2 separate regions of the Homo sapiens genome follow, and region 2 is linked to region 1. A link is an interaction called in ENCODE POLR2A ChIA-PET data of the cell type or tissue named here. Cell type or tissue: GM12878. All regions are shown on one strand. Links, peaks and the distances in the headings refer to the core of each region. The heading gives the core; the rest is flanking DNA.

What was found. ChIA-PET counts read pairs that join two places held together with the same protein. Peaks named below come from ENCODE experiments on the same cell type or tissue, not always from the same donor. Only the 100,000 strongest peaks of a DNase experiment are listed, where the experiment ranks them.
Region 2: POLR2A ChIA-PET joins it to region 1 with 6 read pairs; 2 of 35 experiments call an interaction of 5 or more read pairs at or near these places.

What each region holds. Positions count from the first base shown.
Region 1 is chrX:17,028,638-17,045,052 of GRCh38, reverse strand. It overlaps REPS2 (RALBP1 associated Eps domain containing 2), which reads right to left. Exons shown (of 18, transcript NM_004726.3): 5 at 15,430-15,527. It overlaps LOC124905266 (small nucleolar RNA SNORA16B/SNORA16A family), which reads left to right and starts at 542; the gene lies at 542-673. In GM12878, for the core only: no CTCF peak of the experiment used is centred there; no DNase peak of the experiment used is centred there.
Region 2 is chrX:16,894,815-16,911,229 of GRCh38, reverse strand. It overlaps the pseudogene SLC35C2P1. Among named protein-coding and RNA genes, the nearest start is that of RBBP7, 33 kb to the right of the region's middle. In GM12878, for the core only: no CTCF peak of the experiment used is centred there; a DNase peak (open chromatin) is centred at 7,371; H3K27ac peaks cover 1,825 bases.

The DNA.
Region 1 (16,415 bases), core at 3,011-11,010:
GAGGCTGAGGCAGGAGAATCACTTGAACCTGGGAGGTGGACGTTGCAGCGAGCCGAGATCGCGCCATTGCACTCCAGCCTGGGCAACAAGAGCGAAACTCCGTCTCAGTAAAAATAAGTAAAGCAAAAAAAATCAAAATCCAGTCCGAGCACTAAACAACCAAACAGACCACACAACCTTCCAAAATACTCCCACCAAATTCCAGAGCCATGCCCTAGCAGCACTTCCTGAATGAGCCCAGATGTCTGACCAGGTTCCATTGGTAGAACATAGGGTGGAGAATGTCAGCTTGAATTGGATTAGATTACCGGCCATGATATAATGTGGAGAACTCACAGGAGCACTGCCCTCCAGGTCAGCCCTGACAGAAAGAGCTGGAGCAAAGGAACCTAAAAGCCAGGCATGGGCAGGAAAGACAAGAACAGACACCTATGAGCCAACGATTTGGTGGCAAAGATGATTCGTGAAGAAGGTGGGATGTGGGTCGGAAGCTCTGTCCCTCCACTTCCCAGTGAACGAAGACACAGAAATATCCATGCTGGGCGGCCCTTATCACAGCTGCAGCTGCTTCCACATAGCTGCTGCGGTCAAAAAGGAGCCCAGAGTCAGTTTCCTTGACCATCACCATTCTGTTTGCTATAAGTGATCTGTAACATTTTGCGAAAATACAGTTCCATTGAAAAAAAAGAAAAAGAGAAGAAATCTCCAAGCTGGATGTTGGGTCTGCTGCATTCCTGAGTCTGACATGGAAGCTGCTGCTCCCCTAGAACACGCCCTTTCCCTCCTGCTCATGAAGCTGCTGCTTAGCTGTCCCTGTCAGCCCATGTGTGCTCTTTCCTCAATGCCATAACCATCTGCTTTCTAGCTCCTCTTGACATCACCTCACTCCAGCGTGGCATTAGTGGCCTCTTAGCAGGCAGGTCTCAGGTCTACTCTAACAACAGAAATCAGGAATGAACAGAAGGGGGTGATTAACTCCTCTGCTTAAAAGCCTGCAGAGATGACCTGCTGCCTAACAGAAAAGTCCACCTCCTCCACCTGGCCTTCAGAAGCCTCGCACCCCAGCCTCCTCTCAGCAGGCTTTCCGACTGCACATGCTCACTCCTCAGGGGTAAGATGTTTGTCTTCTTCCCAGAACACTCTTCCCCTGCTCAAATCCTCCAATGTACCTGCCGTACCCACGGCCATGACAGACGGCACTGCTCGTTCCCATGCTCTGCTGCAAAGGTGGGCCTGGCAGCCTTGTGTGGGCACCATGACCCACCTCACACCTGGCGTCACCTGAGTGGGAGTAAGGGTTCATGGGCACACAGTATACTGGCCTTTGAGATGCTCTGACAAGGGCTTAGGTCAGATGCTCATTCTTGGGAATGTGGATGAGAAATATCAAGGCCAATGAGAAGAGAAAGTAGACCCTAAACAGATGCTCAGTGGGGCTGTAGTATAGAGAAAGGGTAGGTGGGACTTAAAGTTATGAGGGCGCCAGAACCAAGCATCAGCACAAGCTGGGAGGTAGGTACAGAAAGGACACAAAGCCGGGGGGGGGGGCAAGAAAGGCTGCAGAAGCCTAAAGATAAGTGGACAGTGGAGCAAACTTAACACAACCAGGGCAAGGCCTGTTAACAGTAGAACAAGCATGAACAGCCAAGAACTCCCACCCCTACAGACCAGTGGGCCATTCCTTGGCTCTCATTTCTTAGATTCCCATGAGAACCCAACCCCTCTTCCAAGAAAACTTAAGTGGGCAAGGAGAGTTCCTACTCCTAAACCTAGAAAGGCCTTAGGACAAAGGGAGAGGGCACATGAGTTCTGTGTAACCCATAGAGTGGCCCTTCTACTGGTTTGCACTAAGTGTGCTAACCTACCCCCCCATCTCTTTCCCCTTGCTTCTCGCTGTATGCTTGAAATTGATTTACTAAGCCAAGTGATTTGAGCGTCTTAAAAAATATGAATCTTGGCTGGGCATGTTGGCTCATACCCATAATCTCAGCACTTTGGGAGGCCAAGGCAGGCAGACCACTTGACTCTAGGAGTTTGAGACCAGCCTGGGCAACATGGCAAATCCCCATCTCTACAAAAAATATTTAAAAACTGCCAAGCATGGTGGCATGCACTTGTAGTTCCAGCTACTCAGGAGGCTGAGGTGCGAGAGTCACCTGAGCGCAGGAGGTCAAGGCTGCAGTGAGCCATGATCGTACCACTGAACCCCAGCCTGGGTGATAGAGCAAGACCCTGTCTCAAAAAAATATATATGAATCTTTATGATAGTCATGGTAAGTACCACAGTTTGAACATTTAAAGTGTTCCTAAACATCTTCACCCAGGTTTCAATGTGAAGGACAGGAGCCATATCAGATACTTTATCCCACCTATAGTCCCTGGCAGGTACATCACAGATACTAAAAGGTAGTGTGAGCTCTACTTATTGGCAAGCTTGAGGAAGTTCAGAGGTATGTCTTGTATTGCAAGAGATGTGGAAACACTGCCCTATGATGTTCTTTGTGAAAGGAAGCCTATGAGTCTGTTTGGTAGCTCAGCACCACTCTGTCAGCAGCTAGAGGCCATGTCACCGCAGGACCCAGATGCGTGGACCCATGTCTTCTGAACCAGTCCAACAATCAACCACAACAATCTTCTCAAAGATCTGAAAAGTCAGTCACCTGAGAATGGCTCATTTTGAAGCCTGAAGGCACTGAGAAATGAGGGCAAATAAGCTGTGGAGCCTTAGCTTTCCAAGTAGAAGCCAGGACCAGGAAAAGCTCCACTTTTGCATGCACCCTAAAGAGGCCTCCCCCCATCAACTCCAGCTCCAGTGGTTTTGTTGGCTGAGCAGAGATGTTTGCTACTTGGTGCCAATTTTGAGCTCTGCCAGTGTTTTGTTTTTTAAATAAAAGGAGAGAGGGAGAAATCTTTCACATCTGTCTGCTTAAGCCACATACATATGGTTCATTATACAGTTTCTCTAGACACAGGAGAATTAGATTTGCTTATATTTAAAACATTCAACCCCTTGGTTTTGTTTCAAGTGAAATGCAAATATTTGGCATGGCAAGTTATTATCTCTGGGGAAAGCAGGCTGTTTATAATGAAAGACTTCAAAAGACTCATTAAAAAGTAATACTATTAATAAAATCCCAAAAGGTAACATTTACCCCTACTATCAAACTATCTTAAAAATCAAACAAAGCTAAATAATATGAATTGCAAGGAAGCATTGTTGGAGAGAACTTAAGAAGGGTGTGTGTATTGTTTCAATCATAGAACATTTCTGTTTAAAATATAAACCTACCCCGAAGGCATCCTATAAATGCTGTTTTAGAGTCCAGCCATTTCACCTATGAGGGGTAATGATCTTTTAACAGTGTCCTGTTAGTGCCTTAGTAAACAAACTATTTGGAGTAGCAAAAGCTCATACTAAGCCCACAGTGAATATCTGAGGATGCCTCCTCCGCCAAAAATATTTTGGAAATAAGACTACCACAAGGCAATTGCTGATCAAAACGATCTCATTAGCAAAGATGTGAGAAGACTTGACTACTGTAAAGAAAAGGATAGCTAATGGGCTGGTGAGACTACACTATAGCCCAAGTGAATATCAATTTGTCTAAAGAAAGATCAAGGAAATTGGTCAGTCATGGGGCTGAGAAAAAAAAGTCACAGAAGCAAGTGGTGGCAGTGCTGATAGGTGGGATTACAGCAGACTCCTCCAATAATTCATGCTCTACTATGCCTGGTGTAGAGGTGTCACTAAGTGGCTGCCCAACCAGAAATGACATTTTCCAGCCTCCCTTGAAGTTACATGCAGCCATGTGACTGAGTTGTAGCCATTGCAATGTGAGCACCAGTGGCCTACCCTACTTCCAAGCAGGACTAGTACCCTGTAGCACTCCTCTACTCTCTTTCCTATGTGCCCACTGAACAGACGATGGCACAGTGACAGGACAGAAGGAGCTCTGGTGCATGAATCACCATGCTGAGGACAGCGGCCTGCCAAACTATTATATTAGTGAGAAATATACCTACTGTGCAAAGTCATTAAAATGTGGGGCCTATTTGTTATAGCAGCTGTTCCCTCAATGAATGTATCCTTCAAGCAAGACCCAAAGGAAAGGAAGATCTGCCCTTCACAACCACAAAGCCCATCCTGGAGATGGAAGCCTGAAGCTATTGTGGTTTTGCAATCTGACCAATGACATTAGACCATTATGAGCCCAAACAACTTTCTCATTCTAATTTGATTATCTATGCAGACAATCTATAGGACCAGGATGCTGATTCATTTTTATAGTAGTCTTTCTGTGTTTGAGTAATATAGGTTCATCTTCCATGGATTTGAAGGAGATTCCCAGTTAAAAAGAAAAGACAGCTCAAGTAAAATTGTGGGGAAAGTGTTCAATGAGAAATGAAGAAAAGGACCTAGAAAAGGAGACAGAGCTTAGCAATTTTGTTTTAACATGAAACGATTCCAAATTATGCTTGATCAATCTTGTTTATGCTCTGCCTCTCACCCTACCCCATGCTATCCCATAAAACCCAGGAGGACAGAAAATTTTGTCTATCCTGATCACTGCTATATCCCAAATGCCTGGAAAAGTCACTAACACATACAAAACACTCAATAAGTTATTTGCTGAATGAGTAAACAAACAAACATTCGAAAAAATTCTCAATCCCAGTCTAGAGACAGAGAAAGGTTAACCTGAGTTCTCTTAAGCTGACTGAAGCTGAACTTTATATGCATTTATCACATAATGTCATCCAACACTATAAAGGCTGAGCCCTCTCCCTTACCTCTGAAGTCAGAGAACTTTTTAAAAAACTCCTTCTTTCTAGTCTTTATTTCAAAATAATTATAGATTCACAGGAAGTTGCAATAAATAATTTGGTTTTTCTGTAGAGAAGTTAGTTAAAATTAAGTCCCAACAGAGAAATTTAACCTTATCTGTTTCTTCAGGGAAATAAACCCACAAAGATGCCTTTAACCACATATTACCTAACTTACTTAGGGATCTAATTTCAATAGTTCAGAAGGCTGACTGCCAAACTGTAGGAATCTCTCTGAGCCTAATGTGCAACACACAGTTGCTGCTTATTACAATAAGCTATACTTTTTGAAACGATCACTTAGACACAGAAGAATGTCAGGTAACAAGCATTCATTGCTTTGCTAAGTGCCAGGCACTGTAAGTACCTAATGCACACAATCAATTTTCATCTTCACAACCCTGCGAGGTAAATCCGGTAATTCCCATTTTGCAGAACAGGAAACTGAGGATTAGGTAAGGGAAGTAATTTACCAAGACCACACACCTATGGCACATGGTAGAGCCAGAATACAAACTGGGTCCAAAGTACGTACACTTGATCATCAAGCTCTATAGTTATCTCTATCTGTTCATCCATCCTGTAAAAATAGAGCATTTATTACAAAAAGAACCTCACTGCAATGCCTAAATCATTGCTGCAATTTTGCAGATTGAGGATCTGTGCTTGAGCTATGACTATGCTGTATTACACCTTCCTCCCCATCATCTAGTTTAGTTTTAGATTTTGGCTGGCGAACTATTAAATCATACTGACAGAGCACCATTTTATTTCTCACATAATTTTTGCAGGTAAGCATCTGGCACGTCATCACAAAAGAATCCTAGAGCTAGCCATACAATCCAGGTATGTAATCATTTTACTGTGATTGCAGTATGTGGCGCTAACAGTATTTTGATTAACATAAGAAATGCTCATTAGTAACCACTGCCTCCAATTCTCCCCTCAGGGGCCAAGATTTGCTGTTCCAGAAGGGCACTTTTCCTTCACTATTATCAGGATTTTGTGCTCTGCTTAGAGGAGAAAGCCAAGAAAAATGAGAAATCAGCAGTAAGAGGAGACTCTGACAAGGCTGCAGACTTCCATTAACGAAGCGATGACGTTCCCACCCCTGTCCTTGCTGGTCAGGCCAAGGCTGCCTGTCTCTTCACTACGTTCTCCCCTTCACACTCAAGGCAGTCTGAGTTCAGATGGGAAACAGATGCATCCACAACTTGGACAGAATTCAAGAATGCTTTGGAGAATGAGGCTACTGACTGGAGGTGCAAAAAGAGTACAGGTTCCAGAGGCAGACAGACTTGGGTTCCAATTTGGCATGGTCACTTACTAACCAGTAAATTAACTTCTGAGCCATCAGCTCCCACCTGCAAGGCAGTCACATAGCCCACAGGGCCCTGCCTCCCTCTCCGACCTCATCTCCCTCCCACTCCAGGCTCTAGCCACAGCTGCCTTCTTTCAGTTCTTCAAATGTATCTGCTCTCCCTGTGAAATATGGTAGAGACTGGGTCACGAGTCCATTCCACCCGTCAGCATAAGTCCCAGCACTGCACAAGCTGGCTAGCTAAAAACTCCACTGTCAAAACACCTTTGCTGCTAGAATTCCAAATAGGACTTAGGTTCCACTCAACAAATACACCCACGGAAGACGGATGCAGACCCAAGTTACAGGCAGGGAACAAAGCTTTCATTTGGCTGCCAAGGTAGTTTGTAGTGTGGATCTGGTTGGAGCTGACACTAGGGCAGCAGTTTCCCAATGCTGTAGCTTTCTGATTGTGACAGAAGCAAAGCTCTCTCAGCAGCCCAGCTCTGCTGTGCGGTTTTGGAGAGGCTCTTACCTCTACAGGAAACACTCCACTCCTCTCCTCACCTCCCAGGACCATCCTTCCTTAGCCTGGTTAACTTCTATTCATCCTTCACAGCTCAGCTCAACACATACTTTGTTAAAGGAGCCTTCTCTCACTTTCTAGCTATAGGCTGGATTCCTTTGCTACATGGTACCATGTTTTAAGGCCTTTAGGGCAATTGTCAGTTTTTAATTCCACATGCATAGGTGGGATCATTTGATTCAAATCTATCTCCTCCTTTTGACTGCAAGCACCTAGAGAGCAAGAGGCTATAGGTGTACTCCTCAGTGTACCCCTGGCATGGTGGCTGACTCATGGAAGCCACTTAAGTATTTCCAAATGGACAAATGGAAGATGTAATAATACCTACCTTGTGAGATTGTTGGGAGGACTGAAAAGGGCCAGCACAGCACTGGGACCAAAGAAGCACCTCAGTCAGTAGTGACTATTGTTGGGATAGGCAACTGGGGGGGCATGACACTCCCTGCTCGCCTGAGATCAAGGGAAAGACTGATGGGCCCAGGGGCTAAAATGGTGCCAGTTGTAAAGAAGTCTTCCATATCCATAGCCTGGCATATAACTGAGACCAAAAGGTCCTGGGGAATAAGCTACTATCCTTTCCAGATTTACAAAGTACTGCCTGGAACCAGCAGTTCAAACCAGTGTTTTCAGCTACCTCTGGGAGGCTAAATTAACTAAACATCTCTTTTATTGTCAAGAAGTGTGGTACACAGTGAGCACCTGAGGAATACACTAAGAAACAGGTAGAGGCCGGGCATGGTGGCTCACGCCTGTAATCCTAGTACTTTGGGAGGCCAAGGCGGGTGAATCACTTGAGGTCAGGAGTTCAAGACCACCCTGGCCAACATGGTGAAACCCCGTCTCTACTAAAAGAAATATATACAAAAAATAGCCAGGCGCAGTGGCGCACGCCTGTAGTCCCAGCTACTCAGGAAGCTGAGGCAGGAGAATTGCTGGAGCCTGGGAGGCAGAGGTTGTAGTCAGCCAAGATCGCGCCACTGCACTCCAGCCTGGGCAACAGAGCGAGACTCCATCTCAATCAATCAATCAATCAATCAATGAAAAGAAAAGGAAAAAAGAAAAAAGAAACAAGTAGAAAAGATTGGCACTGAGAAAATAAACTTCAGTATCAGTTGAGATTAAATGTTTCCTTCCCCAAAAGTTAAGAGCTAGAAATCCTTCCTCAAAAGTTAAGGGCTAGAAAATCAGAAAGAGAACTACAAGCAGGTGAAGAAAATAAGTAAGCAGGAGACTGGAGGCTATGAAAAAATAGGACCTCCTTGTGGCAATAGTGTCCGTTCAGGTATATGTGGGTTCTATAGTAGACTCAGTGAAGTAGGACACCTGGAGGACATGTTAACCTTTGACCCCTTAGGAGATGGTATAAACGTCCAGCTGGGGTCTCAAATGAAACGAGGAATGAATTTGGTGAAAGAAGATCTCAAGAATAAGGCACATACATACCTAGAAAAGGCATCAAACTCACTCTTCCTAACACACACACACACACACACTTATACTCTCTCCCTCTATCTATCTTTATCTCTACCTCTATCTCCTCCTCCCACCCATTTCAGTGAAAGGAACATAATTTAGCTGTCTAAGCAATGCTGAGAGATCAACGCACACACACAGTGTTGACATTTACCATCTCTAACAACAGAGGATTTTTTTTTAGCCCTAATCTCTACCCATAAACTAAGTAATTCAACTTTACTGTCATGACCTTATAAACAAGAAATCTGCACTGCAGGCAGGCCTGGGGTTCTCCAGAACTGGGAAGCAGCTGGGGTCCATAACCTCCTTCGAGAGCCTCAGGTGCCAGCATCTCCTCTCACCACTCAGGGAGAAATCTTCCACACACACTCCAGTATATCTCTGGTCCAAAGGAAAAGACAGACCAGCTTCTGGTTTCATGCCATTAAGAATGACAAACCAATACTCAAAAGAAAAAGGGGCACTTGATATGAATCAACAGTTCACAGAAAAGGAAATACAAGTGACTCATAAACTTAAGATATTTCACTTCACTAATAAAGAGATATGCTAATTAAACTACAGTGAGCTATCATTTTTCACCTATCAGATTGGCAAAGACCCATAAATTTGTTAGCACATTGTTTTCACAAAGGTACGAGAAAACAGACATTTTCATATATTGTTGGCAAGTACATAGGCTGCTATACCTCCAATTTGAAAGTCGTTATCAAAAATTACAAATATATAGGCATTTTCACCCAATAATTCAATTTCTAGGAATTGGTCTCCCATATATCTGCAAACAACGCAGTGATTGCAAGTACAAGATGTCAATCAAAAGGGGCTGGCTAAATGATTTACACAAGACGCAGACAAGGAAATACTATGCATCTGTAAAAAACAAAAAGATGAGGAAGTACTTTATGTGCTGCTATAGAACGTTAATAAAGCTTATTGTTAGTGCTAAATGCATGTTAGATGTATAGTATGCCACCATATGTGTAAAAAAGCATAACTGTGTTTTGCATATATTACATGTAATTATATATAATACCTATTTTCACTTGTATATAAAAAAGATATTCATATACAATATTATATAAATGTTTTGTATAGTACTATACAAAATAAATGGGTCATATCAGTTGCCCCTGGGATGAGTGGCTGTGCGGGGAAATGGTAGGGACAGTTTTCACTGTGCCCTTTTGTATCTGTTGAATGTTTGACATATTTTTAAAATCTGTATTTGCTCTGAAGAACAAGTGTGTTTGAGAGCTCACACACGTTCGTATGAACACTTACTTACCAAGTAATGCCTTGGTAAATAATTCTTGAACCCCAAAAGAATCCGGGCGGGCCTGACCTGCTCTGTGGGTCAATTCCCTGGGCTGAGTATTAGGTTAGACAACCAGAGTAGCCAAGACAGTACCCAGTATGCCCCGCTTGTTTACCTGCTTCACTCTTCTTCCAAACTCAGATGACCAACTCTCTCATGACTCAACTCTAACCCACCTCACTCAATCCCATCCCAAACCATCAGTCATTCTCACTCCTCCGCTCTCCTTATCCTGCTTGCATCCTGGTCCAGTCTACCCATAAAATATCTTTCATGCCACAAGAAGATCTCTCGGTGCAATATCAGCCTCCCCCAAAGGCTATTTCCTGCTGTTTTCATCAAAGCTCTTAGAATGAACAATTTATTTGTGGTGACTATCAATTATCTTTTGACTCAGGCCAACACCACTCTGACAGAGCCTCAGGAATATTCATTTCTTTAATCATCTTTCATATACTTGCCTTTTCTCTTGGGTTCCAAGAGGACCCAAGGAGTGGAGATCACCTGCTTCTGGCCGTAAGTACCTGCAGTTATATCTAGGGGAGGAGGTACGGCAAGAAACTGAGATGAGGAGGAAAGGAGATAACTAAGTTAAATAAACATTTTTCAAGTTATGCACTTCGAGATGAATATGGTGCTGGCTAACAATGCCTAACATCCCCTCCCCTACCTGATCATTAGAAAACTTACACCAAAAATATAGCTAAGCCCCCTGAGGAATGGTAGAGTAATAGAGGTATCTAAATTCTGTTTGTCATTTTTTCATCTCTGAAGAAGAGTAGTGAGTGTTGAGAATATGTTCTAGAAAACTGTTACTTTCATCCCTCCAAAAAGCAAAGAAAACATCACAACAGTATCCTGAGGGTTTGAAAAGTGAATGTGTTTTGGTTTTAAATAAAAGATAATTTTTTCTAGTGCAATCTAGCTGGAAGAATATATTCATTTGCCAAACATGTCTCCCTAAATTCAGGTAAAAATATATTGCACCACTTTGGGAGTCCGAGGCGGGCAGATCACCTGAGGTCAGGAGTTCAAGACCAGCCTGACCAACATGGAGAAACCCCGTCTCTAATAAAAATACAAAATTAGCTGGGCATGGTGGAGAATGCCTGTAATCCCAGCTACTCGGGAGGCTGAGGCAGGAGAATCGCTTGGACCCAGGAGGTGGAGGTTGCAGTGAGCCAAGATGGTGCCATTGTACTCCAGCCTGGGCAACAAGAGCAAAACTCCGTCTAAAAAAATAAATAAATATATAAATACATATAGTGCATACACACACATATTAATATATATGAATACCTATATTTGCATGTACATGCGTAAAATGTTCCTAGAATGATACAAAAGAAACAGGCAACCCTGGTTGCCTCTGAGATGGGAAACCAATAATGATCAGACGCCCATCCCTCTGGCTGAGTTGCACACATAAATGAGCTGACAAGCAATAGATCTTTTTCTTTTTAAGAATGAAAAAAAAAGGAAACATCGCATATACAAGAAAATATCAGAAAACACTTACGTTTCACGTTCTTAATGGGGAAAAAAGCATAGATGAATTGAGACAAAGGAGAAAACAAAGAAGGCAAAAGTGAGGGTGAAGAGTAAGGCTCCCACGCAGAGAACACTGACCATCCGGGAAATGGCCAGAGAGTGGAGGGAAAGCGGCAGTGAGCTGCTGTGGCCGAGGAGGTAGGCGAGGGCCAGACAGCAACATGGATGACATGTTAAGAGCCATGGGCAGAGAGGGACAGGCTTCAATCAAGTCAGCAGGATGATTAGATTTGTGTTTTTAAGATTGTTTTTGTGTGCAATGAGAATAATGAATTGGAAGAAGGCAAGGGTGGAAGCAAGAAGAAACAAGAGAGAGGCTAATACAATACAATCAGTGAAAAGGATAATGGCCTGAACGAAGAAGTACAGAGGCATGGACAGACACAAGCTATTTGAAAAGTGGTATGGTCAGGACTTGGGGACTGAACAGGCATAAGGAGAGAAAGAGAAGTCAAAGACAATGACCAGCATTCTGGCCTGTGCTGATGGGTGGGTGGAGCTAGGAGTGGAAGAGTGAAAGCTGATTTTATGAGAAAGACATGTCAGCTGAAAGTGACAGTGGAACATTAGAGTGAAGATGTCTGGCAGATGGTGCTATGTGGTCATGAGCATCCACACATCTAAAGAGTAAGTAGAGTGAGAAGTAGGCCCAGCAGTCTCCAGCATAACAAGGGGAGGGCAGAGGAAGGAGGATTGAAACAAATGAGGCAGGGGCAGCCATAGAAGCATGAGGAAAACCAGGAGAGCAGGCATAATGGACACCAAATGATGAGAGCATTTCGAGAAGATGGTCAGTGTCCACAGCTGCCAAGGAGACAATAAAGACAACGGCTTAACATAAAGTTTCTCATGACCCTGGCAAAAACAGAGGCAGCTGAGAACAGTAGGAATAAAGCGTGCAATTCTAAATCTTTTGCCAGCAAAATTACAAATGACTACATCATCTAGATGTTGAGGGTAATTTGTGAAAAACAAACCACAAAACAACATCTAAACATATGATAACAGATGAAGCAGAAAATAAGTCTTATAATTTCTTTACAAAGCACTATCAATCATCTACCAACATAGGATATGCTTAGTGTCTGAAATTTCAAAGGGAAAAAAATCCAACACCCGAACAAAAGTGAAATTCCTAAAATAGTAAGCAAAAAGACAAATCATTCCAATGTTTAGGCACTGGATTGGCATAAGCACCTCTAAAATGCCAACACCATGGGTTGCAACAGCACTGGCTGGGAGTCCCTAAAGGCTTCCCCCAGGACCCAGAGGACATGCCCCCTTGTAATCAGGCAGGAAGAACTTGAATACAAGGCCAGAGAACTAGTTAGAAGAGAAAGAAGGTTGCCATCGGCACATCAACGTGACAACATGAGGGGGATTAGTCACCCCAGCCTAGGCCTAGCACCATGCCCAGTAAACATTAATCCCTTATCACCAAGAACCTTCACTTCAAATCCCCTCATCTACATGACTAATCCAGGTTGGCATTTTGCTTTCTGGAACACGGAGTCCAGCCAAACCAAGTTAACAGGCATAAGAAGGAAACCTAAGAACAGAGGAAAGAAAAACACACCAGCCATGAAAACCACAGACACATTAAGAGAATCGGACTGTTGCTGATTGTTACAATGGGCTGTTAAATCCATTCGAAGTCATTTGTATTACAGAAAAGAGAAGGAACTTGCCCAAGGTCACACAGAGTTTTGCTGGACTTGGGCGAGCACCTGTCTGGTTTTTTCTGCACTATACCATGAGACCTTCTGATAGCCAATTGCTGCCAAATACCTATGTCCAGCCTAAGCTCTCTCCCAAGCTCCAGACCCATGTAATCTACCAGTTCTTCAACAGCTTCTCTGGACTATCTCAAAACCTCAGTTCCTGACATCAAACACTGAACCTGTGATCTTTCCCCAGTGCCAGTATTTCATCTAGGGCTTCCTAGCTCAACAGGTGACACCACCATCTATCTGGTTCCTGAGCCAGAGACTGAGGAACCTTGACCAGTGTTTGAACTCCAGCCCTGCCACTTCCTAGCTGTGAACTTGGGCAAATTAAATAAGGTCTCTAAACCTCAGGTTCTGACATCTGAAAATGGGATAACAACACTAATTATTTCATAAGATAGCTGTGGGCACTGAAAGAGATAATGTTCATAAAATGGCAAACCCATAGGAAATGTCTTTGTATATGCGGTTCCCTCCATCTTGTCACCTTGCTCCCGCACTCCCACCCTGTCACCTGGATAACACCCATGTACCCTTATTCCAACTCGAATGTTGCTCCCCCACCAGAAGCCTTCTTTGATCAGCCCCTGCCCCTCAAGGCTAGGTCATACCCCATGCCCATTTTCATCCTTAAAGTACAGTGTAATTCCTACTGATATCCCATATCATAATTATACATTTACTTTGTGGTGGTTTGGTTAATGACCATCTCTCCAGTAGCTCCATGAGGGCAGAAACTGTTAGTGTTATACCTCATTTTTGTATTCTCAACACAGTGCCTGGCACTTAATAGGTGTTCACTAAATATTAGTTGAGTGAAGGGCTCATGAAGCATGTTTGTCAGCAGAAAAGGGAACATGGAGATTAGAAGAGAAGCCACAGGGTGCCAATCCAAATGAGCATCCATGCCCATGCCAGCCAGGGGCTAGGTAGAAAGGGTCTAGTGAGCCCAGTCACACTGCTGTAAAGCTCAGTATGCACTGGTAGTTTGACTATCATCCTAACCATTCAGGATCTGGCCTCTGTATTCCCAGGACACACTCTGTAGGAACCTACACAGCCACATTTTGGAGAGCTTAGGGATAAATCCCAGTCCTACTGATACCTTTTCTAACGTAAACCTCACTCCACAGTGGGTGTGATTCTCGTGTTTAAAGGCACATATTTTTGTACCACAGGATCTCTAAACACAGCCAACTACTACATCTGGAGCTCAGCTGAAGAAACAAATGTGTTTTCCAACTTGGGGATAAAACTGAGCTGTACTGGCCCTGGGAGCAAATGGCATATTGGTTCTCCAGTGTGGTATCAATAAGGGATTTTTCAAGAGTATTTTTTACTACACCCAACGTTTCTTTATGTAGCAACTCTAGAACCTAGCCTTCTTGTAATATGGGACTCTAATGTAGGACAAAGTAATGAAAGGAGCAGGTTTTGACATTGGACAGGCCTGGATTCAAATTCTGGCTCTGTCACTGACTAGTTATGAATGAAACCTTAAACCAGCTATTTGACCTCTCTCAACCACAGTCAACTCACTTATACTATTAGAAGCAGCAGTAACTAGATCTTATGGTTGTAGGAAGCATTAAATATAAAAAATAGCCTATGGCTAAATTATTATCTTTAAGAAATTATTTGTACACAGAGTCCCACCTTAGAAAATCAAGTTCTGCACCACATCTAACACAGTGCCCCATCCCCAGAAGGTATTCCATGAACCCCAGGACCTTCTTTAGACTTTGTTTATCCTATTCCAACCTAGCAGCCCACATCTTTATGGGAGTGTCTGACACCACCCTTCTATTCTGAGTAGAAGTGCCTGTGCAAAAATGTTCCTTATTCCCGAGTTAGATGACTGAAATGTTATACAAACTGCCCCACTTCCTCTTTAGTGTCAAATAGTAAACCTGCACACCCGCGCGTGCACACACACACACACACACACACACACACCCTTCTTTGAGAATATAACTTCCCCAGCACAGGACCCAGAGACACTACACAAGGCAACAGCTGCAGACAGAGAACAAAATAAGAGCTCTTTATCCAAAGGAAAACACTGCAGAAAGGGAAGCTGAAATTGTCTAAGCTGTGGTATAGCCAGAAGCTTTTGCCATAATATTTCTTTTGTATTTATTACATAAGGAAACAGCAGCTGCTGCCATTGTACAATAACTGTTCTCTTGGTCTAGGCACTGAGAGAGAATACAGAACTACTTCTGCCTTCCAAAAGTTTACCATGTAATTAGAGGCACAAAACAAATGGAAAACAGTTAACTATGCATTAAATGAGTAATAATAAAGAATAAGGCAGAGACAAGATGGGCTGCTTTAGAAAAAGTGAAGCTCTCCTGAAAGTGGTGGCTAATGATTAGATAGGTGAAGGCAGAGGGACATTTTAGATATACTAAAGATCAAGAAGCAGCCTAGTTTATTCTAGAGACACTGAGAAGGCGTAGAGACATACACAGTAGAAAAGATTTAGTAATTTATACAAGCAACCAAACAAGACATGCAATATTTGCATGAAGGATCAGTTTTATATCTTCCTTGCAATGAAAAAGGGTCCATCAAAAAGCCATGTCCCCGAAGCCCAAAGCTTGACTCTACTGTCCCATTGGCATAACCCTGCATCATCACTTACCCGGATAAGGGAAGCCTGATGCCGAAGGGGCTTGGTTCCTGGGCCCCCTGATGAGGATCCCTCGGGCTGGACAAGGGGCTGCCTAGCTTCATAAGGTGCTGAAACAGCAGAAAGGAAAGTCAGTATGGTATGCAAAGATTCCATTCAAAAATTATGACTTCACATTCAAACTGATACAGCATCTGCTTTTCAGGAAAGAACTGGCAACAGAATACTCATAGGGCCATCTAGGACTGACAACCCCTGATTCTCTTTGGCACAATTTCACTAAACAATCTAAAGACATTCAACCAATTCATGATAAGCAGAAAAATATTTACACTGGGTTATGATTAGGAATAAATTGTGAAGGTGGAACAGTGAGAACTTCAATTGGGATAGAAAGCAACAATAGCTAGAAAAGTGTCATAAGTGTTCAAATTCTAAATATGAGGTAAATTCTATATATCCCCCCTAAGTAAATGTCTTCCATTGATCATCCACTTCCCCAAGAAGAAAACTAATGTGCATTTTGAACACTAAGAACCAACATTATTTTTGAAAAATAAATCAAACAGAATGTAAAATCATGTAGAGAAGACTACGAAAATGAATAAATATATTTTATATTTATTATTCTACTATTCAATAACCAAACTTTTAAAAAACAATTTTGCTGCCTTTAAAATAACTTTTTAAGCCACAAAAATGAATGTATGTTTTCACTCCTTTTATTTCCAGAAGACTTAATAATGACCTTACCAATATGGCAGGGAGACAGTTAAACATAACCAGGTAGTATGCAGCTCCAACAGAAAGCAGAAATTATCACCCAAGTTGAAATTCTTTCTCATCTCTATAGGTTAATAGTTCAAGTTTTTGAAAATATATAAATAAGTAAAATGTTTTATTTCTGTAGCTTACTTACAAATAAAATTAGGTAGAGAGCAGAGCAGCCTGTTATGACCTCATGTTTAACATAGTTTGCTCTTTTTAAAATAAAGAAG
Region 2 (16,415 bases), core at 3,615-11,614, 130 kb after region 1:
TTTTGAGATGAGTCTCACTCTGTCCCCCCGACTGGAGTGCAGTGGCACGATCTCGGCTCACTGCAACCTCCATCTCCCGGATTCAAGCGATTCTCCTGCCTCAGCCTCCTGAGTAGCTGGGACTACAGGCATGCACCATCCACCTGGCTAATTTTTGTATTTTTAATAGCGACGGGGTTTCACTACGTTGGCCAGGCTGGTCTCGAACACCTGACCTCAGGTGATCCACCTGCCTTGGCCTCCCAAAGTGCTGGGATTACAGGTGTGAGCCACCACCCTTGGCCCCGAGTGATCTTTATATATGGATTTGTATATGTAAACATTCATTGAGCTGTATGTATTAGGTTGATGCAAAAGTAATTGTGGCTCTTGCCGTTGAAAGTAATGGCAAAAACTTCAATTAATTTTGCACATAAGATTGGTGCATTTGGCCGGGGGCCCTTTATCCTTCAGTAGCATTTCCCCTAATAAATCTCCTGCACATATAATTCAGTCTTGGTGTTTGCTTCTTGGATGATCCAAACTGACAGGGCTCCCAAAAACAAGTGTTCCAAGAGAAAGGAACCAGAACCTACCAATGCTTCTAAAAGCCTGGCCCAGAACTGGCCCACGGTCACTTCTGCCACATTCTCTTGTTTAACTCAAGTCATGGGCCAGCCTGACTCAATGTGGGAGGGGATTGCCACAGCATGAAGATTGGAGCCATCTTTGCTGACTAGCTGTCACAACTGTATGTATGTTATATCTCTATTTTTAAAGTTTTTTAAAAAAATATCCTGTCTTCTGGATAGACCTTGGATTCTGAAGCTGCAGGTGAAGAGTGTGCTGTGGAGGTCAAACAGCATAGAGGGAGACCTCTTGAGGACACCACCTGTGTTCTTGCCATGCGGCAGCATTGAAAGCGAGACATTTGCAAGTGCTGCTGATCACATATGGCTTCTGTGAACTATCTGTACTCCATTAACAGGGGTCATTCATCTGTCAGCTCAGCCTTGTATGCCCTCTGAGGATAAGGCAGCATACACAGCCAAGGATAGGTTAAGACAAGCACTAGCTGATTTCGGCTGATTTCATTTGTGAGCTCTTTTCACGAAATTTTTCAATTTAATCATTATTTGAGTTTAATATAAACAGTAATCTAATCTAATTAAGTAACTGCACTGGATCAAATTTGGCAGTTGGAAAAGTAAAACACGGCCAAGCACAATGGCTCATGCCTGTAATCCCAGCACTTTGAGAGGCCAAGGAGGGAGGATCGCTTGAGCCTAGCAGTTTGAGACCAGGCAGGGCAACACAGGGAGACCTCGTCTTTACTAAAACAAACAAACAAAAAAAGTTAGCTGGGCTTGGTGGCGCATACCTGTGGTCCCAGCTACTCAGGAGGCTGAGGTGGGAGGATCACTTGAGCTCTGGGAGGTCGAGGCTGCAGTGAGCTATGATGGCACCAATGCACTCCAGCCAGGGCAAAGAGTGAGGCACGGTCTCTAAAAAAAAAAAGGAAAGAAAAGGGCTGGGCGCGGTGGCTCACGCCTGTAATCCCAGCACTTTGGGAGGCCAAGGCGGGTGGATCACCTGAGGTCGGGAGTTCAAGACCAGCCTGACCAACGTGGAGAAACTCTGTCTCTACTAAAAATACAAAATTAGCTGGGTGTGGTGGCGCATGCCCGTAATCACAGCTACTCGGGAGGCTGAGGCAGAAGAATCGCTTGAACCCGGGAGGCGGAGGTTGCGGTGAGCCAAGATCGCGCCATTGCACTCCAGCCTGAGCAACAAGAGTGAAACTCCATCTCAAAAAAAAAAAAAAGAAAGAAAGAAAGAAAGAAAAGAAAAGTCAAACACACCATTGTGCTTTCTTTTTAAAAAAGAGATGGAATAAGTCTCAAAAAAGACAACACATTTTTTTCATATATATCATGCCTTGTCAACAAATGTTTGTAATCAAAAGACCAGAAAAGCTAAGACAGAAAAGGAAAATAAAAATTGAGGTAGGAAAGGCAGCTTTTACTAAAACACCAGAGTAAGTTAGTTAAACCACAGGATCCTCAGGTTCAGATAGGATAGAGCCATAGTGCATGTTGGTTAATTCCTACCTGGAGTTCAAGTCCAACAGAACTTATGTCTTACCTAGAGGGACTTGGCTGAAACAGAATTTTTTGCACTAGTTAGGTTGTCTGGGCAGACATCCTCTTTGGCAGCATGGGGACGAAAGGGGGGTCTTACTTTTTAAATTGAAGTATAATTGATATAAAACATATAGTTTTTGTTTTGTTTTGTTTTGTTTGTTTGTTTGTTTGTTTGTTTGGAAACAGGGTTTCGCTCTGTCACCCAGGCTTGAGTGCAGTGGTATGAACACGGCTCATGCAGCCTTGACCTCCCAGACTCAATTGATCCTCCCACCTCAGCCTCCCGAGTAGCTGGGACCACAGGTGCATGCCACCATGCCCAGATAATTTTTGTATTTTTTGTAGAGACGGGGTTTCCCCATGTTGCCCAGGCTGGTCTCAAACTCTTGACCTCAAGTGATCTGCCCACCTCGGCCTCCTAAAGTGCGAGCATTACAGGCGTGAGCCACCGCACCTGGCCTACATAGATCTTAAGTATACAGTTCTATGGGTCTTGACAATTATGTACTTGTGTAACCAATACCAAAATCAAGACATAGAATATTTCATTTTTTGTTTTCTGAGACAGGGTCTTGCTCTGTCACCCAAGCTGGAGTGCAGCAGCACCATCATAGCTCACTGCAACCTCTGCCTCCTGGGCTCAAGTGATCCTCCCACCTCAGCCTCCAGAGTAGCTGGGACTACGTGCATACCACCATGCCTGGCTAATTTTTTGTATTTTTTGTAGAGACGAGTTTCACCATGTTGCTCAGACTGGTCTCAAACTCCTGGGCTCAAGCGTTCCACCTGCCTTGGCCTCCCAAAGTGCTGAGATTATAGGCTTGAACCACTGGGCCAGGCTGACATAGACTATTTCTTCCATCTTAGAGGTCCCTTTTACCTCTTTCCGTTCAATCCCCATGTACCTACCCTCCCCACCCCTGCAAGTCCCTCCAATTACTTTCTGGATTTTATCACTATAGGTTAGTTTTGCTTGTTCTAGAATTTCACTTACATGGACTCTGACAGAATGGCTTTTTTCATTCAACATGATGTTTCTGAGACTCATTCATGTTGTTGCATGTGTCCTATTTATTTCCTTTTTATTACTCAGTAGTATTCCATTGTATCAATATACTGCTCTTTGATTATTAATTCTCCCGCTGATGGATATTTGAGTTGTTTTCAGTTTGGGGCTCTTAGGAAGAAAGTTGCTAATGAACATTTTTGTGCGGGGTTTTTTGTTTGTTTGTTTTGTTTGTTTGTTTGTTTTTGACAAATGGTTTCATGACTCATGAGAAAATACCTAGGCAAGGAATTCATGGGTCCTAGGGTAGATGTATGTATAACTTTATAAGAAACTGACAAAAATTGTTGTACTTTTTTTTTTTTGCGACAGAGTCTTGCTCTGTCGCCCAGGCTGGAGTGCAGTGGCACTATAGAACTCAGCTCACTGCAACCTCCATCTCCTGGGTTCAAGTGATTCTCCTGCCTCAGCCTCCCAAGTAGCTGGGATTACAGGTGCCCACCACCACGCCTGGCTAATTTTTGTATTTTTAGTAGAGACAGGGTTTTGCCATGTTGGCCAGGCTGGTCTCAAACTCCTGACCTCAGGTGATCCATGTTGTACCATTTTAAGTTCCTACCAGCAGTTCAAGAAAATTCCAGTTGCTCCACATTGTTGCCATTACTTGGCATTGTCAGCTTTTCAAAATTTTAGCCACATAGTGGTATCTCAACTGGGTTTTAATTCCATTTCCGCGTTAACTAACGATGATGAGCACTGTTACGTGTACTTCTTGGACATTCCTATGTCTTCTTTCATGAAGTGTCTGTTTTTAATGCCTTCTATCTGCCTTTTTTTTTTTACAGTCTGCATTAATTTCCCTTAAAGAAGCAGTTCTCCAAGTCTGCTGCCTGGAAGAGTTCTGTGATGAAACAGATCAATTCAAGCAATACATTTAGCTAAAATAGTTTTCTATGCTGGTCCAGTTTCACCATTAAAAAGCAAATATGCTTGCTCACATAAATTGGTATAACCTTCCCAAAGTAAAATGCTGACTCTAGCGTTTTACTTCCAACTTTGGGGTATGTATGTACTATAAGCACTTTCACCACAAGCATGACCACTATAGACTATGGTCTATTATAAATAATGTTTCAAAAAAACCAATGTATTTGCTTTTAAATGAACTCTAGCCTGGGGCAACATTGAAAATCATTAGTATTTCCATTCTCAAAAAATGAGGCTGAGGCAACAAGCATAATCAATAATTAATAATCAGTGAGTCTTAAAATACTTTAGAATGATTGGCATAAAATATACTGTAAGAGCTCATTAAAAGATAATGAGAAAACTTCATTTTCACCCACTACAAAGTGTTTCAATAAAGAATTAAAATCCTACAGAGAGGAAGTCGTGGTCTTATGAGGTAGGTTTACAGCAGTTCATCTAACTTTCATGTTGGCTATCACTGGTGACACCAGCTTCATCTTTGTACTTAAGGATTAATCAGTTTGAATGCTTGATTATTCCATCTTTGCTGGTGAAGACTTATTAAATGGCACTTTTATATGCTGTAAGGAACTTAATATTACTGAATGTAATCATAAATATGACATTAGGGTGTGATACAATGGCCATCAGGTAAGTCTCATTCCACTTGACCGAAAAAATAATCTCTTTTCTTCTCCTGTATCTATCGTATTATGCTCACATTACAACATTTCAAAGTTTTCTGATTTTTGCTCACTGTTCTTATATTTGGACTTTTATTTTCTGTGCTTTTGAGTACTGATGCCAATTTGTCCCTATTTCACAATAGCAAATTGCTTGATCTAGAGTATTTTAGGCATATTGTACTGAGTCACCTCGGCTAGAGCATCTCAAATCTTAGTGTGCATAGGAATCACGTGCAGTTCTTGTTAAACTGCAAATTCTAATTCAGTAGGTCGAGGGTGGACCCTGATTCTGCATTTCTAACACTTTCAGGGTACACCCATTCTGCTCACCAGGGATCCCACTTTAGTAGTAAGGGACTATAGAATAATTGCTGTCACCATTTTGACTGATATTCAATGTAATTTACCATTAAAACTTTTTTCAGACAGGGTCTTGCTCTGTCACCCAGGCTGGAGTGCGGTGGTGAGATTTTTGCTCACTGCAATCTCCACCTCCTGGGCTCAAGTGATCCTCCCACCTCAGCCTCCTGAGTAGCTGGGTGCATGCTATCACAGCTAATTTTTGTAATTTTTGTAGGGACTGTTACACCATGTTACTCAAGCTGGTCCTAAATTCCTGTGCTCAAGTGAATCACCAGCCTCGGCCTCCCAAAGTGCTGAAATTACAGGCGTGAGCCACCACACCCAACCAAAACATTTTTATTGATACACAATAATTGCACTTATTTATGGGATGGGTCCATGTGATATTCTGATACATGCATACAATGTGTAATGATCATATCAGGGTATTTAGGTATTTGATACATGCATACAACATGTAATGATCAAATCAGGGTATTTAGGTATTTGATACATACATACAACGTGTAATGATCAAATCAGGGTATCTATCACCTCAAATATTTGTCATTTCTTTGTATTGGGAACACTTCAAATCTCTTCTAGCTATTTTGAAGTATAAAATAAATTACTGTTAACTGTATTAGGCTGTCCTTGCATTGCTATAAAGAAATACCTGAGACTAGGAAAAGAGGTTTAATTGGCTCATGGTTCTGCAGGAAGCATGGTGCTGACATCTGCTTGGCTTCCAGTGAAACCTCAGGGAGCTTTCAATCATGGCAGACGGTGAAGGGGGAACAAGCATGTCACATGGCAAAAGCAGGAGCAAGCAAGAGAGAGTTGGGAGAGAGTTGCCACATGCTTTTTTCTTTCTTTGGAAAAGGAGTCTCCCCCTGTCACCGAGGCTGGAGTGCAGTGGTGCGATTTGGGCTCACTGCAACCTCCGTCTCCCGGGTTCAAACAATTCTCCTGCCTCAGCCTCCCAAGCGGCTGAGACTACAGGCACATGCCACTATACCCGGCTAATTTTTTGTATTTTAGTAGAGATGGGGTTTCACCATGTTACCCAGGCTAGTCTCGAACTCCTGAGCTCAGGCAATCCACCCACCTCAGCCTCCCAAAGTGCTGGGATTACAGGCGTGAGCCACCACACCCGGCCAGCCACATGCTTTTAAACAAAGCATCTCATGTGAACTCAGAGCAAGAGCTCACGTATCATGAAGGGGATGGCCTAAGCCATTCATGAGGGATCTGCCCCCATGATCCAATCACCTCCCACTGGCCCCACTTCCAGCATTGGGGATTACAATTCCACATGAGATTTGTGTGGGAACAAGTATCCACACTATATCATTAACTACAGTCACCCTGCTGTGCTATGGAACACTAGAACATATTCATTCTATCTAACCGCATTACAAGTTTTTAGCTACACAAATATTGCATCATGGCAGGTGATGTACTTTGCCTGCCTAACTGCCATCTCATCCCCACCTCCTCCACAAACCTTCTGTTTATTGATACAACTCCCATTTTATTTAGGGAACAATCTGACATTAGCTATTATGCTCCTCTTATCCACTTTCCCAGACCCCCTGCATCTAATAATGGCCACATTACCCAACACTGGCCAACAAAATGAAGGGAAGAATTCTCCTAGGATGCTTCTGGGAAAGCTTTTATTTTCTTGCTGAAAGAGACTGTAATAAAAAAAAAACCGCCCTCCCCCTACTTTTTTTTTCTTGGAGACAGTATCTTGCTCCGTCACTCAGGCTGGAGTGCAGTAGCATGATCATAGCTCAGTGCAGCCTCAAACTCCCAGGCTCAAGTGATCCTCCTGCCTCAGCCTCCCAAGTAGCTGGGACCACAGGCATGTGCCACCATGTTGGGCTAATTTTTTATTTTTTGTAGAGACAGGGTCCCACTATGCTGCCCAGAATGGTCTCAAATTCCTGGGCTCAAGTGATCCTCCCACCTCAGCCTGATTACAGGCATGGGCCACCACACTCGGCCGGGTTTATATATATTTTTAAAAGAAAAGACCACCCATATGTTCTGAGGATCCTGGAAAACATTGGGATAGGTCCAGAAGTTAAAAGCAAACAAAACAAAAATAAGCACCTATCAAAATATCACACTACTTTATCTTCTTAGTGCAATTTAAATACCATTTTTTTTAAGTTCTCAGATGTTCTATGGAATGGGGAAGCTCCTGACCAAAGTCTTCTGGCTTACGTTTTAAAAACTGTCACCAAAGAAAATGTTAGCTTTGCAAAGCCAACCACAAGCTGAAATGCAAGAAGAAATGAGAACTAAGAAATTTAGGGTGTTAAAAATAGAAATTATAACTAGCAATAGTATCACCCTGCTTCCTGGGCTTTTCGTTTTCATTTCTTTCACAAACATAATTATGAAAAATATTTGAGCTGTTAAAATTTTTTGAGATGATTGATTTTCTGAATTTAAATGTTGTTATAACTCTTAATGGGTGTCCATTCTAAAGAAACTTGACAAAGTTTAAAATTTTCTACCTAGGTAATGATTTCTACATTTAATATGTCAAGCTGAGTTTTGTTTCTGTTAGGGCTGCAAAATTTTTTTTTTTTTTTTTCTGAGACAGAGTCTCACTCTGTTGCCCAGGCTAGAGTGCAGTGGTGCGATCTCGGCTCACTGCAACCTCCGCCTCCCAGGCTCAAGCGATTCTCCTGACTCAGCCTCCCGAGTAGCTGGGATTACAGGCACTTACCACTACGGCCCAGCTAATTGTTGTATTTTTAGTAGAGACAGGGTTTCACCATATTGGCCAAGGCTGGTTTTGAACTCCTGACCTCAGGTGATCCATCCACCTCAGCCTCCCAAACTGCTAGGATTACAGGCGTGAGCCACTGTGCCTGGCCCAAAGCTATATATTTCTGTTTTCAGTGTTAAGTAGTAGTAGGTTTCTTTCTCACAAAGTTTGCTATGAAGTTTTCAGTATTTCCAGCTTGTTGTTTCACAAAGCAAATAAAATGGGGGAAGTCGGAGCAGGATGGTGGAATAGGACTCTCCAATGACTGCCCCACCACCACCTCTGCCAAAGCATCAATTTGAACAACTATCCATGCATGAAAATACTGGCCGGGCGTAGTGGCTCACGCCTGTAATCCCAGCACTTTGGGAGGTCGAGGTGGGCGGATCACCTGAGGTCCGGAGTTCGAGACCAGCCTGACCAACATGGTGAAACCCCGTCTCTACAAAAATTAACCAGGAATGGTGGTGGGCGCCTATAATCCCAGCTACTCAGGAGGCCGAGGCAGGAGAATTGCTTGAACCCGGGAGGCGGAGGTTGCAGTGACCCGAGATCACGCTACTGCACTCTAGCCTGGATGACAGAGCAAGATTCCATCTACGAAAGAAGGAAGGAAGGAAGGAAAATATGAATATAAGAAAGATATAGTCCCTACCTTTGAGGATCTTAGAGTCTACCAAAAGGGAGACGGGCACATTAACAAATGAGCACTAAAGTTATTTAGGTGTAAAATTAAAAATCTGGGCCAGCACCGTGGCTCACACCTGTAATCCTAGAACCTTGGGAGGTCGAGGCGGGAGGATTGCTTGAGCCCAGGAGTTCGAGACCAGCCTGGGCAACATAGAAAGATGTTAAAAATAAAAATTTAGCCAGGCATGGTGGTGCGTGCCTGTGGTCCCAGCTACTCGGGAGGCTGTGGAGGGAGGATCCCTTGAGCCTAGGAGGTCGAGACTGCAGTGAGCTGTGATCACGCCACTGCACTCCAGCCTGGGTGACAGAGCAAGACCCTGTCTCAAAAAACAAAAACAAAAAAACTGCATGTGGCTCTATGACTTCCAAAGAAATGAATGTTCAATTCTATCCAAAGCAGAGGGTAGGCTTCTTTGAGGAGGTAAATCCTGTTGTGTCTCTAAAGATGTTCAAAGATCAATGGTGGGTTAGTCTGTGGGACTCAGGGTGGGGGATTATATGCCAGTTGAACCAGCAGGAGCAATGATACAGGGTGTGGAGCAATGATACAGGGTGTGAAATAGCAAGGTGCATTCCCCATTAAAAAAGCTCTGTGTGCCCATTCTCTATAGTTTTGAGGTGGGGAGAAGGCATTATAGTGAGATAACATATAGCAGGTAGTCATGTATCACAGCTAAGGACTTTGAACTTTATCTTAGAGGGACGCAGAAGCCATGGGCTGGCCATTTTTATTTATTTCCTAGCCTAAATCATCCTGATTCTGAGCAATTACTATGGTCTATGATTACTGCAATAGATTGTTTTCAAAATGGGTACCATCATTCCCCTCCCTATATCCCTGCCTTGGGTAGATCTCTTCAAAATGGGTACCATCATCCCCCTCCCTATATCCCTGCGTTGGGTAGTTCTCTCCACTCTGACTCTTGAGCTTGGCCACGTGACTTGCTTTGGACAGTGGGTAAATAACAAACATGACACTTGGAAAGTGCTTGCACTGCAGTAATAAAGACACTATACACTATGATCCAGCAATAGGACTCCTTTGTATTTGATGAGTTGAAAGCAGGTCCACAGCAAACCTGCACAGAAATAATAAGAGTACATAAGGAAATTGAGAGAAACTAACAAACAAATGAACTAAATGTAAGACATTGACTGGAAACTGTTTCACAGAAGTTCAAAGACTATACATGAAAATTTATTAACTTCATAGTTAATTAGTAAAAACCAATATAAAAACACAAGACGATCCCATTTCACATACACTAGATAGACAAAAATAATTCATTAAAACATTAGATAGTTCCAATGTTGCCAATTATATGGAATAAATAGACACATGTGCAAGAATGGTGGAAGGGTCAACTCATACACTGTATTAGAAATTACTGGTAATCTTGAAGTTTCCCAGAACCTACAGCCCAGCAAATTTTCTCTAATGTGGAAAATTTGTTATGTATAGGCACTTGCAAACTTAAGTATGGTTCGAGCAACATTTTTCATAAGAGAAGAACATAAAATCAAAGAAAGCCAAATACTATAATAAATGGAATGGATGAGCAAATTGGGTTGTCCAAGACTCAGACACCAGCAGGTGTGAAATATCCTAGGGGGAAAAAAACAAAGGGATGCCAATCCATTTACTTCCTTTCATGGAAAGTGCAAATGAGGCAACATTAAATAAAACACTGCTTGGTGATAAATAGTGGATAGTAAGGCCATAAAAAATATCCACAGAATGATAGATAGTGGTCACCTCTGATGACAGAAGGCAAATGAAGTCAGGGTAGAGCACCACAGGGAGACTATGAAATGCACAATGTCTGTTCATTACTGTGAGCCTCCAGTCTAAAGAACTTTATATGATGTTTATCTAAATGTAAAACAGAACATTTTATGCATTTTTCTGAATAAGATATAATTTATTATACATATAGGCCGGGCACAGTGGCTCATGCCTTTAATCCCAACACTTTGGGAGGCCGAGGCAGGCGGATCACCTGAGGTCGGGAGTTTGAGACCAGCCTGACCAACATAGAGAAACCCTGTCTCTACTAAAAATACAAAATTAGCCAGGCATGGTGGCGCATACCTGTAATCCCAGCTACTCGGGAGGCTTGAGGCAGGAGAATTGCTTGAACCTGGAAGGCGGAGGTTGCAGTGAGACGAGATCGCACCATTGCACTCCAGCCTGGGCAACAACAGCAAAACTCTGTCTCAAAAAAAAATATATTACACATATATAAAGAAAGACTTAAGCACTAAAACTATAATTTATTTATTTATTATTTATTTATTTGAGACAAAGTCTCACTGTCGCCCACACTGGAGTGCAGTGGTGCAATCCTAGTTTACTGCAACCTCTGCCTCCCGGGTTCTAGCGATTCCCCTGCTTCAGCCTCCCCAGTAGCTGAGATTACAGGCGTGTGCCACCACGCCTGGCTAATTTTTGTATTTTTAGTAGAGACAGGGTTTTGCCGTGTTGTCCAGGCTGGTCTCAAACTCCTGACCTCAAGTGATCCAGCCGCCTCAGCCTCCCAAAGTGCTGGGATTACAAGAGTGAGCCACTGCACCCGGCTAAAAACTATAATTTAAAAAAAAGAAAGTCCTTGCACTTTGGGGTTTTTCCTGGGACCCATGCAGTCATCACCTTGTGGACAAGGCCAGGATGCCCTTCCAGAGACATGTAATCCAGTCACCTTCATCACTCTAGCCAACAGCCAGCACCCACTCCAGATATGTGAGTAATGCATACTACATCAATCATTTGTATTAATGCATAATCATTAGGGAAACTCAGAATGCTAGAGAGAAGGAGGCATGTCACTCATAATTATACTACCTAAATATAACTACTATAAGCTTTTTTAGTATTTTTATTTCCAATTTATTTTTTTAAGTTTTTTGAGACGGAGTTTCACTCTTGTTGCTCAGGTTGGAGTGCAATGGTGCAATCTCAGCTCACTGCAACCTCTGCCTCCTGGGTTCAAGCCATTCTCCTACCTCAGCCTCCCAAGTAGCCAGGATTACAAGCGCCCGCCACCACACCCGGCTAATTTTTTGTATTTTTAGTAGAGACAGGGTTTCACCATGTTGGCCAGGCTGGTCTCGAACTCCTGACCTCAAGTGATCTGCCTTCCTCAGCCTCCCAAAGTGCTGGGATTACAAGTGTGAGCCACCGCGCCTGGCCTATTTCCAATCTTATCTGCCCAGATTTCTCTATATGTTTATAATCAATATATATGGACAGTTTTGCAGCCCGCTTTTTAATTTGTATTAAACAAGTATATCTTCGGCCAGGCACAGTGGCTCACACCTATAATCCCAGCCTTTTGAGAGGTTGAGGCAGGCAGATCACTTGAGGTCAGGAGTTCAAGACCAGCCTGTCTAACATTGCGAAACGCCGTCTGTACTAAAAATACAAAAACTAGCCAGGTGTTGTGGCAGGTGGCTGTAATCTCAGCTACTCGGGAGGCTGAGGCAGGAGAATCACTTGAATCCAGGAGAAGGAAGTTGCAGTGAGCCAAGATCGTGCCACTGTACTCTAGCCTAGACGACAGATCAAGACTCTGTCTCTACAAAAAAAAAAAAAAAAGTATATTTTCGTATATGTTACACTTTAAATATACCATGTTTAATGGCTGGGTAATAGTCCATCTGATCTGGCAAATGAACTATAATTCCTTCGCTGTTGTTGAAAAATTAGGTATATGATGTAATAAACCTTTAAAAGCTTTAAGAGTAGGCACCCTAGTCAGAGCAGACCTGGGGACCTGTGAGCCCTGCACCCAGTTAACTGCTGAAGGGGTTGGCTCAGGCTACCGGCCCCTTTGGTGAGAACTCTGCCTGGGGCTCCGCTGATGGTTCTGAATCATGAAGGTGAAGAGGACTTCTCTAGCCAGGTGACGTTCTTGTTGAAAGCCATAGTCTACCTCAATCAGCTCTTCCTGCAAACTGTCTTTAAGAGAGGTGCCTGCCCCCGCTGATCCAGGATCCAGGGCGTAGCAGCTTCCATGGATAGGGAGGTGGGCCCTCTTGTGACCTTTGGGTGGAAGGCAATGTTGACTATGCTTCTGCACTGGCAGGCATCGCCTTCCACAATGAAGGGCGCTGGTTGAATGATCCAGCCACAAGACCCTCGAGGTGCTGAGCTGGACCTACTACCTCAGAAGAGTGGCTCCCACAGCACTGGCAACAGCACTTGACATAGGGTTGTCCAACTGGAGCTTCACAATAACCAAATCTTTAGCTGTCCTCTTCATCATCAATCTTCTCTCTGATCTCCAAGCTGGAGGAGCTGCAATGACACTGGTCCTTGTGATCCTCCTCATCGCCGGGGGTCTCTTCATGTTCACCTTCAAGTCCACACAGCCCAATGTGGAGGGCTTTGCCTTGGTGCTGGGGACCTTGCTCATTGGTGGCATTCGCTGAACCCTCACCCGGACATTCCTGCAGAAGGCTGATCTTGGCTTCCAGGATTCCATCGACAGCATGTTCCACCTGCAGCCACTCACGTTTCTGGGGCTTTTCCCTCTCTTTGCTGTATGTGAAAGTCGCCATTTGTCCATGTGTGGGGAAATATTTCATTTCCAGGATACAGGGCTGCTCCTGGGGTACTTGGGAGCCTCTTCCTTGGTGGGCATCTCACCTTTGGTTTGGACTTCTCTGAGTTCATCCTGGTCTCCAGACCCTCCAGCCTCACTCTCTCCATTGCTGGCGTTTGGAAGGAAGTCTGCACTTTGCTGTTGGCAGCTCATCTGCTGGGTGATCAGATCAGCCACCTGAACTGGCTGGGCTTCCTTCTCTGCCTCTCAGGAATATCCTCAAAGCCCTGCACTCCAGAGGTGATGACAGCTCTGAACCCTTGAAAGGGCTGGGCTCCAGTTCCCACCTGGAGCCACTGCCCTGAAGCGGCCAGCAGGAGGAAGATGACAATGGGGAGGAGGAGTACTTTATGGCCCAGAGGCAGCAGTGACCAGCCAAGGGGAGCAGCTTGAAAGCAGGCCACTCCCCACTAACACTTGGCAGTAGCTCAGGGGACCTGGGTGGCTGGCTCTTCATGGCAGCTGGGAGCAGTGGGCCAGGAGTCACCCGGGCATGACCATGTGGTGTGGCCAGGTCAGGGACTTGTGGCTCCTGCCCCTCCCTTTGGAGCATGGTCAAACAGAGAGGGTGAGCACCTGGCCAGAGCTGGGCCCAAGCTGTGCTAGAATCACAGCAGGAGATGGGAGTGGGCTGGTTCTCCTCAACTATTTCTCCGACTCTGACAGCCAAGTCTCATTTCTGAGGCTTAGCAGCTTTCTAAGGGGACTGGGTTTGGACTGCAGAGCAACTGGGAAGGGGATCTGGAGAGGCTGGGGCCCTCATCACCTGGGCAGCATCTTTTCTCAGACAGCAAATTTATTTATACTTTGGAAATACATGGTTCACGGTCCAGAGAAATGGAACAAAAAATCCCTCGTAAGCACAAAGGTTTCTTCAACTTTAGGATTATTCCATATAACATTCTCATGAAGCAGAGCAATTGGATCAAAAGGTGTGAATATCATTGAGGACCAATACACATCACCAACTCACATGAAGGATTTCATACCAGTTTACACACCCATCAACATTGTCTGAGTGGTCATTTCACCAAAGCCTCAAAGGCCCCATGGGTTTCTGTAGTTGTTCATTTTGTTTTGTTTTCTATCTTTTTTAATTTGGGTGAGAAATTAATTCTGGTTTTCATTTTAATTATTTCTTCAATAATTAATAAGGTGTAAGTGTTAGAAAGTCACATTTTCCAGTGCCTATCAGAGCACTAGGCTAGTTGATTTAAGTTGTGTTAAAATAACTTTCTTCATATCCACACAATAGCTGCTTCCAAATTTCCATATAGTGCCTAGAAATAGCTATCTGTTTGAATCTGTATTTGCACAGCAATTTCAAAATATTGAGAAGATGTCAGTTGTCTATAACTAAGAATAAGCCTACCCAGTGAAGATTATTCGGGGGAGACCTAAACTCCCAAGCTACCCATTGGTATTGCCAGGAAATCCACACCACAATATTGCTGCAATTTATACATGAGTACCCTAAGCCTTGGAGGTTTTAAGAAACTTGCCTGGCTGGGCGTGGTGGCTCACGATTGTAATCCCAGCACTTTGGGAGGCAGAGGCGGGAGGATCACTTGAGTCCAAGGGTTCAAGACCAACCTGGGCAACATGATGAAACTCCGTCTCTACAAAAAATACATAAATGAGCCAGATGTGGCGCATGCACCTGTAGTCCCAGCTACTAACTAGGGAGGCTGAGGCAGGACCGTCCCCTGAGCCTAGGAGGTCAAGGCTGCAGTGAGCCATGATCACACCAGTGCACTCCAGCCTGGGCAACAGAATGAGGAAGAAGAAAAAAAGAAAAAAGAAACTTTCTCAAGAGTCCTGTAGATATATAAACCTCAGAGAATGTAAATAGACGATCAGGGCAGAGTGGATGGGGGTCCTCAGTTCATAGAACAAAAATCAAATTAAGTAGCAAGAATGACATAACATCGTTACAAGATCTTTCTGGTACATCTCAAATACAATCACTTCTTATATCTCTACTGCTACTACCCCATCCAAAGCACATCCTCTCTGTCTCTGCTGGATTACCACAGTAGTCTGCAAACTAGTTTCCAAGCCCATCCATAATCCTCTACAGCTTACCTTCTACATGTCTCCTAAAGATGTTAGCAATCTTCTTTTTTTTTTTTTTTTCTGTTTTTGAGACGGAGTCTCTCTCTGGCCTAGGCTGGAGTGCGGTGGTGCAATCTCGGCTCACTGCAACCTCTGCCTCCTGGGCCCAAGCGATTCTTCCGCCTCAGCCTTCTGAGTAGCTAGGAGTACAGGCTCATGCCACCACGCCTGGCTCATTTTTTTTTTTTTTTTTTTGTATTTTTGGTAGAGACGGGGTTTCACCATGTTGGCCAGCCAGGCTGGTCTCGAATTCCTGACTTCAGGTGATCCACCCACCTTGGCCTCCCAAAGTGCTGAGATTACAGGCATAAACCACCGTGCCTGGCTGCAATCTTCTTTTTCCTTTTATTCATTTGGCAGTGAAGGGAACTTGCATAGGTGACTCTGGTCACTCTGGTGACTCTGGTCAACTTCCTCTGACATCTTGTAGGTCCTCCCCACCCCCAGTGGAAAAAAAGAACCATAAGTACATGAGCCCAAGCTGACGCATTCCCCACCTGTAGGACTTGGGCTTTGCCCATGCCAGGGTAGAAAGAGCAGCCAGACCATCATCTCGGCCACCCGAAACAGTCTCCTGCATTCTCCCTGCTCAATTTCCAGCCTGCCAGATGGAGGGGTGTCTTGAGTACCTGCTATGGGACAGACACCATGTCAGATAATAGGTACAAGACAGTGAACAAGACACAAATGATTCTAGAATTTTGGCACTTACTTTCTAGCAAGGAATACTGACAAAAGTAAATAAACAAAGAAAATTCACGCAGTGTGATAAGCACTAGGAAGAAAGTGCAGTATGAAACTAGCCTAGAAAGTAATAGGGAGGGCAGTCAACTGACTTATATCAGGTGGTTGACAAAGGTCTCCCTGGGAAAATGACATTTAAGCTGAGACTCAAAGGAAGAGAAGGAGGAGTGGGGTTGGGGTTGTGGAGAGGCTGAAAGAGAACAGTAAGTTCAAAGACCCTAAGGTGGAATAAAAATGGGCAAGCTCAGTGATCTGAAAGATCAGAATGTTCTTGGTGCACAGTGAGCAAAGGGAAGTTTGATATGAAACGTCCCTGAGATGTAAGCAGGAGTCCAATCACGTAAGGCC